Regions from separate parts of the Homo sapiens genome. Here region 2 is linked to region 1. Evidence: read pairs that join two places in POLR2A ChIA-PET (ENCODE). Cell type or tissue: OCI-LY7. All regions are shown on one strand. Links, peaks and the distances in the headings refer to the core of each region. The heading gives the core; the rest is flanking DNA. Region 1 overlaps GPBP1L1 (GC-rich promoter binding protein 1 like 1). Region 2 overlaps MAST2 (microtubule associated serine/threonine kinase 2).

What was found. ChIA-PET counts read pairs that join two places held together with the same protein. Peaks named below come from ENCODE experiments on the same cell type or tissue, not always from the same donor. Only the 100,000 strongest peaks of a DNase experiment are listed, where the experiment ranks them.
Region 2: POLR2A ChIA-PET joins it to region 1 with 10 read pairs; 6 of 35 experiments call an interaction of 5 or more read pairs at or near these places.

Annotation. Positions count from the first base shown.
Region 1 is chr1:45,646,910-45,655,906 of GRCh38, forward strand. It overlaps GPBP1L1 (GC-rich promoter binding protein 1 like 1), which reads right to left. Exons shown (of 13, transcript NM_021639.5): 5 at 8,281-8,410; 6 at 7,634-7,920. It also overlaps the pseudogene RPL7AP16. Among named protein-coding and RNA genes, the nearest start is that of CCDC17, 27 kb to the left of the region's middle. In OCI-LY7, for the core only: no CTCF peak of the experiment used is centred there; no DNase peak of the experiment used is centred there.
Region 2 is chr1:45,815,189-45,824,185 of GRCh38, forward strand. All of the region lies in intron 1 of MAST2 (microtubule associated serine/threonine kinase 2), which reads left to right. Among named protein-coding and RNA genes, the nearest start is that of MAST2, 16 kb to the left of the region's middle. RefSeq lists a silencer at 7,256-7,456. In OCI-LY7, for the core only: no CTCF peak of the experiment used is centred there; DNase peaks (open chromatin) are centred at 5,193 and 7,726; H3K4me3 peaks cover 814 bases; H3K27ac peaks cover 1,506 bases.

The DNA of each region.
Region 1 (8,997 bases), core at 376-8,375:
GTGGGAAGATCCTATTATATATCTATATTAGATCTTTTCTGCCAAACTTTTTTTTCCCAGTTTTAATTTTTTACCTATGTATTTCTCCTTCATTTAAAAAATTTTCCTTCGCTGTCTAATTCTTGAAAAATATTATTTATTCTCTTTATTCTTCAGTATTTTTCTGAAATTTTTTATTATTACTTCTTTTCAAGAGTTCTAGCCCCTTATTTTGAGTTTTCCCAGATGATTTTTTTTTTTAAACCAACTTCTTAGGATTTTTTTTTTTTTTTTTCTGAGACCAAGTTTCATACTCTTGTTGCCCAGGCCGGAGTGCAATGGTGCGATCTTGGCTCACTGCAACCTCTGCCTCCCGGGTTTACGTTCTTTAATGTCCTGGTTATCTTCTCCCTACCGCTTTTATCTGAACCTTTCCTTTCGTCTCTACTAACTTGTCTCTCTGCAGCTCAATCTGGATTATATTTCCAACAGTTTGTCCTCAGTGACGGGCTTTGTTCTGGAAGGGTATAGTGGCCAGCTAGCATGAACAACGATAGAACCCTGTGCTGGTTACCGCTTCTTAGTCACAAAGTCATCCCTTCTGCCTGTTGAGCAAAAATGTGCCTGGACACTTTAAAACTTTTCCTTTGACAGCTGGCATGTTAACTTCTGCCAGCGGAGAACAATGGAGAGATTTTTACTTCCTGTTCCTGTGTGTTTTTCAGCAGGCTCCCACAGCACCCAGTTCCTCAAAGCCAGGTTCTGACATATAAGTGAGCTCAGAGACCAGCAGCTTCCCTCAGCACCTCATCTGAGTAGTTTTGTAGCAGAGTGACACCTCTCATGAAAAGCCTTTCAGCACGCTTCCCCAGAGAAGCACATCAGCAATTACTCTGCCATTCAGTGAGCCACAACTGAGCCCTTTCTAACCAGGTATGAATCTCAGCCCTGGGGTGGTGGTAGGGAAATGGGGGACTCATTCTTGGACACACTGTCTTAGCCCTAAGGGTAGTGGCTGCTCCTTGTATGTATGCATATATGTCTGTGTGTATGTTTTTTTCTTTTTTTTTGAGACAGGGTCTCACTCTGTTACCCAGGGTGGAATGAAGTGGTGCCATCTGGGCTCACTGCAGCTACGACCTGCCAGACTCAAGCAATCCTCCCACCTCAGCCCCCTGAGTAGCTGGGACTACCAGGTACCCACCACGTCCAGCTAATTTTTAAATTTTTTGTAGAGACAAAAGTTTCACCACGTTGCCCAGGCTGGTCTCAAACTCCTGGACTCAAGCAATCGCCCTGCCTCGACCTCCCAAAGTGCTGCAATCACAGGCGTGAGCCACTGAACTGTGACTACGTGCTATTTCTATTTTCTTTAAAGATCTTTTTACTTTGTACTAGTCAATCCTTCATTACTCCAATCTTGCTATAGTTAAATTCCTTATATTAACTTTCTCTATTCAAACTACTGTGTGGTTTGAACTCTTGACTGGTCCAGTCAGATCCTTCATACCTTATCCCAGAGCCCCTGTATTTACTTGTTATTCCATTACGGAAAACTACTCCCGATTAACTGCTGCTCTTCTCAAATATGCCCTACGAGCTTTCCAGAAAAACGGTTGGCTCTGTTAGCATTCTTTATGCTGTCAGGTGCTCTGCTGCTTCCCTTCAGTTCCCCCTGCACAAATGCTAGTATTAACCAAGCCTCTTATATAGATTTTGGTGGTTTGTCCCTATCCCTTTACGGGTATGTGGGGAAATATCATTTTGCTTTGACGTAGATGGCATCTGTAGATTTTGTTGGTTCCTCAACTCTACTTGCTTTGTCTTATTTTTAACTTTACTTTAAAATAATTTCAGGGCTGAGCACAGTGGCTCACGCCTGTAATCCCAGCACTTTGGGAGGCTGAGGCAGGCGGATCACTTGAGGTCAGGAGTTTGAGACCAGCCTGACCAACATGGCGAAATCCCGCCTCTACTAAAAATACAAAAATTAGCTGGGCGTAGGGGTGCGCATGCCTGTAATCCCAGCTACTTGGGAGGCTGAGGCAGGAGAATGGCTTGAACCCACGAGGCGCAGGTTGCAGTGAGCCAAGATCGCGCCATTGCACTCCAGCCTGAGACACAAGAGTGAATCTCTGTCTCAAATAATTTTGTGCAGGAAACAAAAGTTTTCACTGCGACCTGCTGCATGAGATCAGGTATGGAATTTTCTACTTGTGGCATGACATCCACACTCAAAAAGTTTTAGACTGCAGATGCTCAACCTGTATTAATATTTCACATTTGCTTCCCCATTCTTTCTCCTGAACCATGTGCAAGTTGCAGGACTTGATGCCACTTACCCTTAAATATGTATTTCCTTAAAAGGATATCTTTTACATAATCAGAGTAATTATTAACACTTATACATACTATTATCTAATCTACAACACTTATTCAAATTGTCCCACTGATGTTTTAGCAAAAGAAAATTTTTGCAAAATGGTTTTGCCTCACCCAGTAGTTATTTAATCTAGGTTTACATGTTGTTTTTAGTTGTCATATCTCTAGTTCTTTAATCTGGAGCTTTTTTTTTTTTCATGGCCTTAACATTTTTGAAGACTACAGGCCAGTTATTTTGCAATTCTTTTGTAGAATCCTCAATTTGGGCTTGTCTGAGGTCTCCTATGATTAGATCCAGGCAATGCATTTCTGGAAGGAATGTTACAGAGGTGATGGTGCATATTTCTCAGTGCCATCATATCAGGAGGTTTAAATCTGTTTCACTACTGGTAATTTTAATATTTTTTAATACTAAAATTTTCATACAGTAAAATGTACACATATAAAATATACTCAATTCTATGAGTTTTTAAAATGCTAATACCTCCCTAACTTCTTTGAAGATTATTAACACTTCCATCAACCAGAAAGTTCCCTTCATACCCTTTCCCAGTTAATCCCCACTGTGCACAGGCAACCATAAAACCATTCTGATTTTCTTTCCCATCATAGATTATTTGGCTGTTCTGGAATTTCATATATAGTTTTTCTACAGAGTCCTTAGGATTTTCATTTCACCTGCAAACACAAAGTTTTATTTCCTCTTGTTAAACTGTATACATTTCTTTTTCTTGCCTTATTGTACTTGTTAGGACCTCTAATACAATGATAAATACAAGTGATAAGAGTAAACATATTAATATTGCTCCCAATATTAAAGGGAGCTCTGCTTTTACTGGATAATTGGGGAAGATGAAAAAGCTGTAGCCAATACTGCTGGCATCCTCTCAGAGTCCCTTCTCTCCACCAATTTCTTACTCCTCAGGTTTCAAACACATCCAAGTCTCCTAATCCTAGAACACTCTACCCTCACACCTGGCTCTTTATTCTCCAAAGAGTAGTGTATCATTCATCACCAACTTACTCTCTAACCCTTACAACCACACTTGTCAATTTTGAAAGGCCATCCCAAACTGCCAGAGTCAAAGCTCTCTCCCACACTTAGTAACAGCTACCATTTAAAAATCTGTGTTCCTGTCTATATCATGTACTTCAAAAAAGCAAAAAACAAAAACCTATCTGTCAAGGTCTGTGCTGAGTGGTTCACAAACATTCTCTAACAACTCAGGGACAATTAGGACTATTTAACTTGCCCAGGTAACAATATAGGACTGTTAATTACACGAAACCAATACGATTTTAAAATAATTTTCTAATTATACATACATATGGTATAGAAAAAAATAATACAGAAAATCTACTGCAAACAATCAGGTCCCAAAACATCTTCAATTTGTGATTTTTATCTACCTACTTTTTCTTGGTATACTTGTTCCTTCTTCAGCTAACCACTTCTCAGTCTCCCTTACTGCTAATCCACAGGTTCTGCTCTACACCTCCCTTCTTTCCAATGTATTACTCTCCTTGAGCGATTTTATTTATCCACAAACCTCAACTATTATCTCTATTTTCAAGTGCACTTCTCTAGACCTAACCCATCTCTTTGGCATCAAGAATTTGTTTTCTCCAACCAATTCTGCTCCTTCTGCTTTCTCTCTTCAAGTTAATTACATATTATTCATCAAGTCACTTTGGATAGAAATCTTTAGGAAAATTTGCATTACCTTTTTATGTAAAGAAAGCTCAACAGTGTACATTTAATCCAATTGGTGGCAAGTTCTTTAGCCTTTGCCTTTTTGAGCTTGGCAATGCGAGTCACAGACTTGGGACCCAGGACATTGCCTCCCCAGTGATGGCAGATCTCATCGTATCTGTCATTGTAATTGATCCTGATAGCTTCCACCAGCTTAGACAAACCTCCTTTGTCTTCCAAGTTAACCTGTGTGAAGGCAACCAGTGGTGCAGGTCTTTCTGTGGAGTAGACATCCCACTCTTGACTTCCCCTTGATAATGCAGTAAGGGACCCCCATTTTACGACACAGGGCAGGTAGGAAGACAACCAGCTTGATGGGATCCATGTCATATGCAATCACCACTAGCTGAGTCTTCGTGTTCTCCACCAAGGTGGTGAAGTGCTGACTCCTGCTTGAAAGACAGGTGGTCTCTTACTGGGGACATCCCCTTTGCTGGCAGCTTTCTTCTCAGCCTGGGCCAATAGCCTCTGCTTCTTTCTCTTGCTTTGCCTCTGATCTGTACTTGTGGGCCAGCTTAAGTAGCTGAGTAGCTGTTTGGCAGCGCAAGGCCTGGATGAACTGGTTAATCGCAGGAGGCATTTTCAGCTGCATATAGAGGATGGCTCTCTGCTGCTGCAACCTGATATAGCAGGGCCATTTCACAAAGCAGGTGAGGTCTCTTTTGGGCTGGGTGTCCTGTCCAATGCCAAAATTCTTAGGCCTTTTCTTAAATAGCGGATTCACCACTTTCTTGGCTCTGCTTCTTGACGACAGCAGGGGCCAGAGCCAACTTCTTCCCCTTGCCCTTCTTTCCTTTCGGCATCTTGGGTGGCGGGAGGAGAAGAAATCTTATTTTTGACTCTTCCTTCTCTAATTAACAATACCTCAGTTCCAATCCTTTAAGTTTAGTCTCCAAAACAAGGTCTTTTACAAACTGAATTTCCATTAACAGAAAAATGGATAAATAAATCAAGTGTATTCACACAATATAATATTTGCTATAGAGTAGTAAAAAAGATCTAGAGCAAGGTTTGTCAGCCATGACACTACTAACATTTTAGCCTGGTTAATTCTGTTATGAGGCTGTCCAGTGCGTTTTAAGTGTTTAGCAACATCCCTGATCTCTACATGTTAGGTGATATTAACACTAACCCCAGTTGTGACAACAAAGATGTCTCCATATAATGCCAAATATCCCCCAGCGGGCAAACTTGCCCCTAGTTGAGAACCACTAAGCTAGAGCCTCATGATTCAACACATGTAAACTTCAAACAATTTTACATAAATAAGAGAATTACAGTATGAATTATTCATATGAAGGTAAAAAAATGCACAAATTGATAAAATAGAATGTTTGTATCATTCCCACTGGGAATGTCACAGGACTGATAATGAAGTTTCTAATCAAACTATGCTAATCAGTAGCATACTACCCAGTTTAAAAGGTACAATTACTTCTACTTTACTCCACACTATTTCTTGTTTGCTACAATCTTCTCTTTTTCTTAATGAAGTACGTAAGAAATCAAAACTATTGGGGATTCAAATAAATTAGTCTTCTATATGCACAGTTGGCTATGGTTATAATATTAGATATACTCTAAATATTTCATTTCAGATACAAATTATGTTAAAATCATTATGGGTTTATTTAATCATAGAATAAAAGTATTAAAGGAAAGTTGTTTTTTAATAAGAATATACTGTGATTGCTGCATTTTTTTTTTTTTAAGAGATAGAGTCTTGCTTCCACCTCCGCCTCCCAAGTAGCTGGGGCTATAGGTGCACGCCACCCATGTCCACCAGCTCTGTTGCTAATGCTTTCATTGCTAGTTTGATATGAATTTCATCAAGTTCCTTAAGTGTAATGAGCAACATACATTGTTTTCAAATCATTCCCACTGGTCTTTCTTGGATTTGCTTGTAATACAAGTTTGCTGTATAAATAATAAAGATTACATTTGAAATTGTAGTAATTTCTGGACTATTTGTTATCTAGAACATTCTGGACAAATATTCAATATGTAAGGGCAGTATAGACCTTCCTGAGGATAAAGTTTTGAAGAACACTCACCTGGGAATAGGAATTCACATTAATATATAATTTACAGCAAGGACCCCAGGTCACTTCCTAGACTTGAGGGTAGAGGAGCTAATGCCTAAATTTCACTCCTCTTTAGGTGACTCTACTAACTGATGAAATGGCTATAACAGAAGCGACTGATCGATGTGCTACTTAAAAACAGCTAGAGGCTGGGTGTGGTGGCTGTCTGTAATCCTAGCACTTTGGGAGGCCGAGGTGGGAAGATCACTTGAGGTCAGGCATTTGAGACTGGCCTGGGCAACATAGTGATAGCTAGTCTGTATAAGAAACAAAAAAATTAGCTGGGCGTGGTGGCATGAATGCAGTGGGGCAATCATAGCTCACTGCAGCCTCAAACTCCTGGGCTCAAGTAATCCTCCTGCCTCAGTCTCCCTAGTGGCTGGGACCGCAGACATGTGCCATCATGCCCAGCTAATTTTTCAAAAATTTTTTATAGAGACAAGGATCTTGCTGTGCTGCCCAGGCTGGTCTCAAACTCCTGGCATCAAGCAATCCTCCTGCCTTGGTCTCTGAAAGTGCTGGGATTACAGGCATGAGCCACTATGCCTGGCCAACTTAAAGATACTGATTTGTTAAAATGATAATCTTTTTTTTCTTTTTTTTTTTTTTGAGACAGAGTCTCACTCTATTGCCCAGACTGGAGTGTAATGGCGCAATCTCAGCCCACTGCAACCTCTGCCACCTGGGTTCACGTGATTCTCCTGCCTCAGCCTCCTGAGTAGCTGGAATTATAGGCACTTGCCACCAAGCCCAGCTAATTTTTGTGTTTTTAGTAGATATGGGGTTTCACCATGTTGGTCAGGCTGATCTTGAACTCCTGCCCTCAGGTGATCCACCCGCCTCGGCTTCCCAAAGTGCTCAGATTACAAGCATGAGCCACCGAGCCCAGCCTGATAATCTTTTCTTAAATAAAATATATTTAAAACATTTTAAAGATACTCTGAAAATGCTACCTTTGATTTAAGAGGCCAAAAGGCATGTAATTTAACACACAATAACATCAAGTGTTACTGAACGCATAGGCAACAGCTGAAATACTCCCAATTACATGTTCATGTCACAGTAATTTTATGTGATAGAGAACAAAATCAAGAGAAAAAATGTTTTATCATAGTTGGAAAAAAGACAATTTAACATGCAAGAGTACATTTTAACATAATTATATTTGAGTAAACTTTATAAGACTTAAGAGAAATTAAATATTTTTCTAAATTCCAAAGACACAAAGATGAAAAATTTGCTACAAGTTACATAGGAGTTTTGGTCACCATTTTCAAATATTATCAACTTAACTTCTTTCCTCTAAAACAATAAAAACCTCAACTTACAAATTCCTTTTTCTGTAATTTCTGAAATGTTCTCATTACTAACAGGGTCTCATATTTCAGACATTATTTGTTGGCTTCTAACCACACATCTAAAGATTCATACTTACAAAGTCCTCCTCTTCAAACTGCAACTTTTCCACCTTGTCTTCTTTCTTTTCTTCCCTAATCTCCATAGGTGGCTTTTCCTGAAAAGCACACCCTTTCCGGGAGTGGAAGCTGCCATTCCAATGGCGATGGTTCCCTGTGCCACCTCCACTACGTTGGCTCATGCCATCATGACCTCGGGAAGAGCTATGCCAACCAGATGGGTTCCCTGTGATTCCAGCATATGCTCCCTTAGAGACACCAGAGTCCACAGAATCATGGCGGAACAGGGAGGGCTGGTGCCAAGAATCTAGAATAGTAAAGAAAAGGACTAATTAGATTGTTTGCTTCCTGATTTGGTTTACGGTATTGGCCAAAGGCCTTCAGGAGACCTCGTTAATAAAAAGTCCACACAAAAAAAATAAAAAAATGTATCTTTTCTTTGTGAGGTAATTTCTGAAATCAGTTCAACTGAACAGATGATTCATGAGAATCATAATCATAGTTAGACCTAGAAAGCCAATGTAGTTGCGTAATGACTACTAGAGAATCTAAATGAAAACTATGTTCAGAAAAGATCCTATTTCAAGATTACAGACATGTACCCACAGCCTGGGCTTGTCCTAAATGAGTAGCTTAAATATAGTCATGAAAGTTGGACATGGCTCACCTCCTGCAGTTCGTAGGGGACCATTGTTAAAAAAACCATCAGAGGAATTATGTCGACGGCGGCTTACTCCAAATCTACCTTCTCCTCTGGGTAGGTGCTCTCCGTGTTTTTCGAAGGTGGCAGTAGGTGACTAAGATGATGAAGTATGGAGAGGCAAATGGATAAATAGCTATTAGTCCTTTTCAATATCTTAATAGGCTTTGCATCAGGCCTTCAAAAAACAAGTAATAATGGTGATAGAAACTCATATTGTAAGCATATGGACCCTAAGGGTACCCACAGGTGCCTAATTTAGAGAAGTCCTAGGTTATATATTCAATTGCTAATTCACTTCCTTTATTCCAGGAGAGGAGAAAAGCTAGCCACTTCAATTGTTTGCATGAAAGGAGGCGGAGGGGAAAAAAGCCTTGCAAATATTCATAAATATAAGCTCCAAAACTTTACACTTAAAAATATTTACCTTGTAGGAGAGGAAAATCAAGATGATTGCCTCAAAAATAATTCTAAAGTTTTAGTATTTCTGGAATAAGGGTGAAGGCAACGGTTGAAATATCACCTTGGGAGGTCAGTAGTAATTACAGAACTTTTAAAAAAAAAAAAGAGATGAAGTCTCACGGTCGCCCAGGCTGGAGTGCAGTGGCACAATCAAAGCTCACTACAGCTGCTTACCCTTGAGCTTAAAGGATCCTCCTGCCTCGGCCTATGGAGTAGCTAGAA
Region 2 (8,997 bases), core at 527-8,526, 170 kb after region 1:
TTTTTTTTTTTGAAACTGTCTCCCAGTCTGGAGTGCAATGGCGTGATCTCGGTTCACTGCAACCTCTGCCTCCCAGGTTCAAGTGATTCTCCTGTCTCAGCCTCCTGAGTAGCTAGGACTACAGGCACATGCCATCACACCCAGCTAATTTTTATGTTTTTAGTAGAGATGGGGTTTCACCATGTTGGGCAGGCTAGTCTTGAACTCCTGACCTCAGGTGATCCACCCTCCTCAGCCTCCCTAAGTGCTGGGATTACAGGTGTGAGCCACCGTGACTGGTCAGACTTTCTATCTGTTAGGCTTTCAGGAATGTTTTGAAAAGCAGAGGATTTAGAAATAGTTGTTAATAGTTTTTTTTTAAAGTCCTTAAGTTATTTCATAGGGGTGTTACCAAGGTGATTTTTGTTTAAATGACCCAGGAACATTTAAGTTCTACCTTTAACCAGTAAGAGAAAGTGATACTTTGTGACTAGCTCAGTCTTTGGTCTTTTATATTAAAGAACATTACTTGCTGTAACTGATTCACAAGGACCCCTTGATTGAGGTGCTTCCATTTTCTACACATGGCTTCCAAGTTCAGCTGAGGAAAGTGGAGGATGGGCCAATCCTAGAAATGGATTAATCACTTCCACTCATATTCCATTGCCAGAACTCAGTTTCAGGGCCATGCCTAACTACTGGAGGGCTGGGAAATGTCATGTGGCCTGTGCCTAGGAGGAAGGTGAATCATGCTTGATCAACATCTAACTAGTCCCTGCCACAGGACTCAAACCCCAATGTAGTCCTTAGCTTAGAACCATACAGAAATCCATTTATTTTGGTTATAGACAGCCTGGAACCATAGCCTCCTCTTTTTCCTTGTAGACACACAGAGTTTTGAGTTATAACAATTTTGAATGCAAGTAAAGGCCTTTTTCCCAAGCACAGATAGGAGATCTGGAAAAGCTTTTCTGCAGCCTGTGGCAGAGGTAGTCTCTGGCAACCCCAAGAAAGGCAGCTTGGTATTGGGGGTGGGGGGGAGAGAGAGAGAGAAAGAGAGAGAGAGAGAGAGAGAGACCCAAGTCCCTTCAAATACCTGGAAAGTCTTCCCAAGAATAACAGATGCAAACAAGCCCAGATCGCAAAGGCTACAATGTATATTTAACTCTTCAATGCCCAGACACTGACAAATACCCACAAGCGTTAAGACCATTCAGGAAAACATGACATCACCAAACAAACTACGTAAGGCACCAGGGACCAATCCTGGAGAGATAGAGATACATGACCTTTCAGACAGAGAATTCAAAATACCCATTTTGAGGAAATTCAGAGAAATACAGGATAACACAGATAAGGAAATCAGAATCCCCTAAGGTAACTTCAGCAAAGAAATGGAAATAATTAAAAAGAACCAAGCTGAAATTTTGGAGTTGAAAAATGCAGTTGATATACTAAGGAATGCATCAGAGTCCTTTAATAGCAGAACTGATTAAGCAGAAGAAAGAATTTATTTATTTATTTATTTTTTGAGATGGAGTCTCGCTCTGTTGCCCAGGCTGTAGTGCAGTGGCGTAATGGCTCCCTGCAACCTCTGCCTCCCAGGTTCAAGCGATTCTCCTGGCTCAGCCTCCCAAGTAGCTGGGATTACAGGTGTGTGCCACCACACCTGGCTAATTTTTTTGTTTTTTAGTAGAGACGGGGTTTCACCGTGTCAACCAGGATGGTCTCGATCTCCTGACCTCGTGATCCACCTGCCTCGGCTTCCCAAAGTGTTGGGATTACAGGCGTGAGCCACAGTGCCTGGCCCCAGAAGAAAGAATTAGTGAGCTCGAAGACAGGCTATTTGAAAATACACAGCCAGAGGAGACAAAAGAAGAAAAAGATAAAAAGGAATAAAAAGCATGCCTACAAGATCTAGAAAATAGCCTCCAAAAGGCAAATCTAAGCGTTTTGGCCTTAAAGAGGAGGTAGAGAGATAGGGGTAGAAAGTTTATCGAAATGAATAACAACAGAGAACTTCCCAAACTTAGAGAAAGATTTCTATATTCAAGTATAAGGTTCTAGAATGCCAAGCAGATTTAGCCCAAAGAAGACTATCTCAAGGCATTTAATAATCAAACTTCTAAAGGTAAAAGATGAAGGATCCTAAAAGCAGTAAGAGAAAAAACACAAATAACATACAATGGAGCTTCAATATGTCTGGGACCAGACTTTTCAGTGGAAACCCCTTACAGGCCAAGAGAGAGAGGCATGACATATTTAAAGTGCTGAAGGAAAAAACTTCTACCCTAGAATAGTATATCTGGTGAAAATATTCTTCAAACATGAAGGAGAAATAACGACTTCATAAGACAGAGAAGTCGAGTAATTTCATCAACACCAGACCTGTCCCACACAAATGCTAAAGGGAGTTCTTCAATCTGAAAGAAAAGGATGTTAATGAGCAATAAGAAATCATCTGAAGGTACAAAACTGACTGGTAATAGTAAGTACACAGAAAAACACAGAATACTATATTAATAACAATAATTATGGTGTATAAACGACTCATATCATGAAAAGATGAATTGATCAAGAATAATAACTACAACAACTTTTCCAGACATAGTATGGTATTAGGTTGTTGCAAAAGTAATTGTGGTTTTGGACTGTGAATTTTAAATCATTATAACTAGGCTCAAACACATCTTTATTAATCAAAATAGGAACCATTACAATCAACACATTTTCGCCAATGAGAAATGTTTGTTCTTGTTGTGTAAAAATCCATGCTTTGGGATTTGACGAACTCTTGGAAAGAATGTTCTGCATCCTGCTGGTCATGGAAATGTTTTCTCTGCAAAACGTTGTCGAGATGCTTGAAGAAGTGGTAGTTGGTTGGTGAGAGGTTAGGTGAATATGGCGGGAGGGAAAACTTCATAGCCCAATTCGTTCACTTGTTGAAGCTTGGTTGTGTGATGTGCAGTTGGGTGTTGTTGTGGAGAATTGGGTCCTTTTTGTTGACCAATGCTGGTGTCAGGCGTTGCAGTTTTTGGTGCATCTCATTAAGATTGCTGAGCATACTTCTCAGATGTTATGCTTTCACTGGGGTTCAGAAAGCTGTAGTGGATCAGACTGACAGCAGACCACCAAACAGTGACCGTGACCTTTATTTGATGCAAGTTTGGCTTTGGGAAGTGCTTTGGAGCTTCTTCTCAGTCCAGCCACTGAGCTGGTTGTCACAGGTTGTCATATAAAGTCCACTTTTCCTTGCATGTCACAGTGTGATCGAGAAGTGGTTCATTGTTCTGTAGAATAAGAGAAGATGACACTTCAAAATGATGATTATTTGATTTTCACTCAGCTCATGAGGCACCCACTTAACGAGCTTTTTCACCTTTTCGATTTGCTTCAAATGCTGAATGACTGTAGGATGGTCGATGTTGAGTTCTTCGGCAACTTCTTGTGTAGTTCTAAGAGATGATTGCTCACAATTGGTCGTTGTGAACTTCCGATGGTCGGCCACTACACTCCTCACCTTCAAGGCTTGCCTCCTTTGCAAAACTTTTTGAACCACCACTGCACTGTACAGTTGTTAGCAGTTCCTCTCCAAATGCATTGTTGATGTTGTGAGTTGTCTCCTTTGCTTTACGACCCATTTTGAACTTATTCAAAAATTGCTCATATTTGCTTTTTATCTAACTTCATTCCCATAGTCTAAAACATAAACAGCAAGTAAATAAGTCTCTAGCCAAAAAACATAAAAAATGAACATTAAAATGATGTATAATATAATGACATTTATTTAAGAATGTATTCCAAGACCGGGCATAGTGGCTCATGCCTGTAATCCCAGCACTTTGGGAGGCTGAGGTGGGTGGATCACCAGAGTTCAGGAGTTCGAGACCAGCCTGACCAACATGGTGAAACCTTGTCTCTACTAAAAATACAAACTTAGCCAGGCATGGTGGCACACACCTGTAATCCCAGCTACTTGGGAGGCTGAGGCAGGAGAATCGCTTGAACCCAGGAGGCAGAGGTTGCAGTGAGCCGAGATCATGCCATTGCACTCCAGACTGGGCAACAAGAGCAAAGTCTGTCTCAAAAAAAAAAAAAAAAAGAATGTATTCCAATATCAGATGACAAATTCTAATCATGCAAACCACCGCAATTACGTTTGTACCAACCTAGTAGTACTGGAAGTCTTAACTATGGTAATTAGACAAGAAAAAGAAATAAAGGGTATCCAAATTGGAAAAGAAGTCAAATTATCCTTGTTTGCAGATGATTTGATCTTATATTTGGCAAAAGCTTAAAGACTTCACCAAAAAACTATTAGAACTGATAAATTTAGTAAAGTTGCAGGATCCAAAGTCAACACACAGAGATCAGTAGTGTTTCTGTATGCCAACAGTGAACAATCTGAAAAAATCAAAAAAGTAACCCCATTTACAGTAGCTGCAAATAAAATACCTAGGGATTAACCAAAGAGATGAAAGATCTCTCTAATGAAAACTATTAAACACTGATGCAAGAAATTGAAGAGGACATTAAAAAAATGAAAAGATATTTCATGTTCATGGATTGGAAAAATCACTATTAAAATGTCCATAGTACCCAAAGCAATCTACAGATTCAATACAATCCATATTCAAAATACCAATGACATTCTCCACAAAAATAGAAAAAACAATTCTAAAATTTACGTGGAACCACAGAGGACTCAGAATAGCCAAAGCTATCTTCAACATAAAGAAGAAAACTGGAGAAATGACATTACCTGACTTGAAATGATACTAGAAAGCTATGGTAACCAAAACAACATGGTACTGACATAAAAACAAACAGAGACCAATAGAACGGAATAGAGAACCCATTAATAAATCCATACATTTACAGTGAACTGGTTTTTGACAGAGGTGCCAAGAACATACTTTGGTAAAAGGACAGTCTGTACAATAAATGGTTCTCGGAAAACTGGAAATCTATATGCAGATATCTACATGCAGAAGAGTGAAACTAGATCCCTATCTCTTCCCATATACAAAAATCAAAAATGTATTAAAGATTTAAATCTTAAACTGCAAACTCTGAAACTACTAAAAGAAAACTTTGGGGAAACTTGCTAGGACATTGGTTTGGGCAAAAATTTCTTGAGCAATAAATACCCCACATGCAGAGGCAACCAAAGCAAAACTGGATCAAGGGGATCTTTTCTCACTTCCTTTTGTGTGTGTTTTTTAGAATTTTTTTTTGGTTGCTATGGGGATTACATGTAACATACTAAATTTATAACAGTCTAGTTTGAAATGGTACCAGTTTAACTTCTGTAGTATACAAAAACTTTATTCCTGTATAGCTCCATTTCCTTGATAAGTTGTTTTTGTGGCAGATTACATCTTTATTCATTGTGTGCTAAATATCATAGATTTATAATTTTTTAATGCTTTTGTCTTTTAAGTCATATAGGGAAAAAAGGTGGAGCTGAAAAACAAAAATAGAATAATACTGGCTGTGATATTTGTCCATATGGTTACCTTTGCTGGGGATCTTTATTTTTTATTTTTTGGATCTTCATTTTTTCAGATGGCCTTAAGTTTCTGTTTAGTGTCCTTTCATTTCAACTTGAAGATGCCTTTTAGGATTTGATGTAGAACATATGTAGTGGTGATGGACTCTGTCTGCTTTTTTTTTTTTTTTTCTTAATCTGAAAATGCCTCGATTTCAATTTCTCTTTCTTTCTCTTTTTTTTTTTTTTTTTTTTTTTTGAGTCAGAGTCTTGCTCTGTTTCCCGGGCTGGAGTGTAGTGGTGCAATCTTGGCTCACTGCAGTGTTGACCTCCTGGGCTCAAGCAATTTTCTTGCCTCATCCTCCTGAGTAGCTGGGACCACAGGTACATGTCACCATGCCCAGCTAACTTTTATGTGTTTTGCAGAGACAGAGTTTCGCCATGTTGCCCAGGCTGATCTCAAACTCCTGGGCTCAAGCAATCTCCCTACCTTGGCCTCCCAGAGTGTTGGGATTACAGGTGTGAGCCACTGCACCCAGCCTTTATTTTTTCCTCATTTTTGAAGGACAGTTATGCTCAAGATAGAATTCCGTATGTCATCCTACTCACTTCTGGACTCCACAGTTCTGATGAGATATGAGCTGTTCGTCTGATTCAGGATCTCCTGTATTTGACAAGTTGCTTTTCTCTTGCTGCTTTGAATATTATTTCTTTGCCATTGGCTTTGACAGTTTGGTTATCATGTGTCTCCATATGAACCTTTTTGAATTTAACCTGCTTAGAAGTCACGGAGCTTCTTGGATGTGTAGATTTGTATCTGTCATCACATTTGGGAAGTTTTGGTATGTTATTTCTTCTTTTTTTTTTTTTTTTTTTTTTTGAGACAGAGTCTCGTTCTGTTACCCAGGCTGAAGTGCAGGGCAGGATCTTGGCTCGCTGCAACCTCTGCCTCTTGGGTTCAAGTCATAACTGTGCCTCAGCCTCCCGAGTAGCTGGAACTACAGGCATGCACCACCACGCCAGCTGATTTTTGTATTTTTATTAGAGACGGGGTTTCACCATGTTGGCCAGGCTGGTCTCAAACTCCTAACCTCATGATCTGCCCGCCTTGGCCTCTCAAAGTGCTGGGATTACAGGCGTGAGCCATGGTGCCCGGCCTCTTCACATGTTCTTACTGCCCCCTTCTCTTCTAGAATTCCCATATTCATATATTGTTTCACCTTCACCTTTTTTTTTTTTTTTTTTTTGGTGACAGAGTGTTGCTCTGTCACCCAGCCTGGAGTGCAGTGGTGTGATTTCTGCTCACTGCAACCTCCACCTCCCAGGTTCACGCGATTCCTGTGCCTCAGCCTCCCAAGTAGCTGGGATTACAGGCACGTGCCATCACGCCCAGCTAATTTTTGTATTTTTAGTAGAGATGGGGTTTTGCCATGTTGGCCAGGCTGGTCTTGAACTCCTGACCTCAAATGATCCACCCACCTCAGCCTCCCAAAGTTCTGGGATTACAGGCATGAGCCACCGTGCCTGGCTATTTTCAGTGTTTTAATCTTGATGCTGCTTAGTGGGTCTGTTCAATTTGTGAAAATTCATTGAGTTCTATGCTTAGGTATGTGTACTTTTCTAAAATGAGTAATGTACTTCAGTAAAAGTTAAAAATCCTAGCTTAAAAGTTCAAATTTCATATTTAATTTATATTTCCTTTCCTTTGCCAGGTTTTGACTCGAAGAGACTTGCAGTAAGAAGGGGTGTGATCCTCTCTTTCTTTTCTCCTCTCCTCTGTTATCTGGTTTCTTTACTTTGGTGTCTTGTGGGAAGGAATAGGGAAATTGAAAAGTGTATGTGTTTCTCTTAATTGGTACTGATCAAATTCTTTCTTGATTGTTCTTTCTCTGGCTAAGACGGATTATTCATCCATACAGTGTAGCAGGCATCCAAATGCTGGTTCTCCCATGCAGCTGGTTGTAAGTTTTTTTGAGATAGGATCTTTCCCTCTCCACATTGTCTTCATAGAGGATATCCACTTTAGCTTGATGTCTTCCAAGGCCTCCTCAGTTCTCTCTACCTAGAGCTTCTTGCTGTGCTTGTCACCTTTGTGAGTGGCCAACCCTCTTTAATGGATTACCAGCATTAGTCCAAAGTCTGCTTCCTTCCCTGGTTTCTCCTTGATCCATAGGTACTGTTTCATCCTTGACATGCCAAATAGTGCAAATACAAGCTGTTCCCTTGCTACCTTCTGTTTTTGCATTAAGTTCTATTTCCTGTTCCCCGTCTCACTGCTCAGTCCTGCTACAGTTAGGTGCCTGGACACATCAATTGTTTGATTCAGTGCCACAATATCCTCCTTTATCCTTTTATTCACTTACCACCATGTTTTGAAATTGTCTTTTTCTTCTTTTCAGGTATTTTTCTTCACCAACTTCACTCTTCTTTTTATGTTTGGGCATTTGTAAATCATGTTTTGGATAGTCACCACCAACCAATATTAGTACTTACCCATTTTTTTGAACTCACTAATCACAATATATAACTGTATAGAATTTTTTTCTTTTTTTTTTTTTTAATCTTAGAGAACTGGAAATTTCCTCCTTTTTTGCCCCTTGTGGCTTTTAGTATTGCTATGGTGCCAGTTACTTGAAGCTTGTTTTTCAAATGGCAGGTGACATGGGGTCAGTTATTCTCTTTTTTTTTTTTTTTTGAGACGGAGTCTCGCTCTGTTGCTCAGGCTGGAGTGCAGTGACATGATCTTGGATCACTGCAACCTCTGCCTCCTGGGTTCAAGCAATTCTCTGTCTCAGCCTCCCGAGTAAGCCGGGGTTACAGGTGCCTGCCACCACGCCTGGCTAATTTTTGTATTTTTAGTAGAGACAGGGTTTCATCATCTTGACCAGGCTGGTCTTGAACTCCCGACCTCATGATCCACCTGCCTCAGACTCCTAAAGTGCTGGGATTACAGGTGTGAGCTACTGTACCCGGCCCAGTTATTCTCTAATGGTTCTTGTCTCTGTACTGTCTAGATCAGTTTGATGTGTTACTTATCTGTATTTGTTACAGCTTCCTTCATTGACATATAATAGATATACCTCATCGGGCTGATTTTTTTCGAAAGTTTCTTATTTATTATAATACTCCTGATTAGGTGGGTGTTGGCTTAAAAATGTCTACATGTTGATGATATTATTGGACACTGCTTACTGAATGAGGAGAAAGAGGTGTTGGAGTGGAATGGGAAGGTTCTGTCAATGTTTTGTATTGCCTGTATTTTCTGATAGTACTTTTATACTTTGAAAACCTGTATTTAGCTCCTCTTATAGGCATATAAAGAAAGCTCTAATATTAATTTTAGCATTAATTGAATGTTAGAGATATTTCTGACTTTATATGCCAGGTAAAGTCTACCATTTAATGATTTTTTTTAAACTAAAATATGCTTTTCTTTATTGGATATAGGAAGGGTATGAATAAAAGGATAAACATAAATAAACTTAACTAAGAAGTGTACTCATTATGAATACTATATCCTGTCAAAA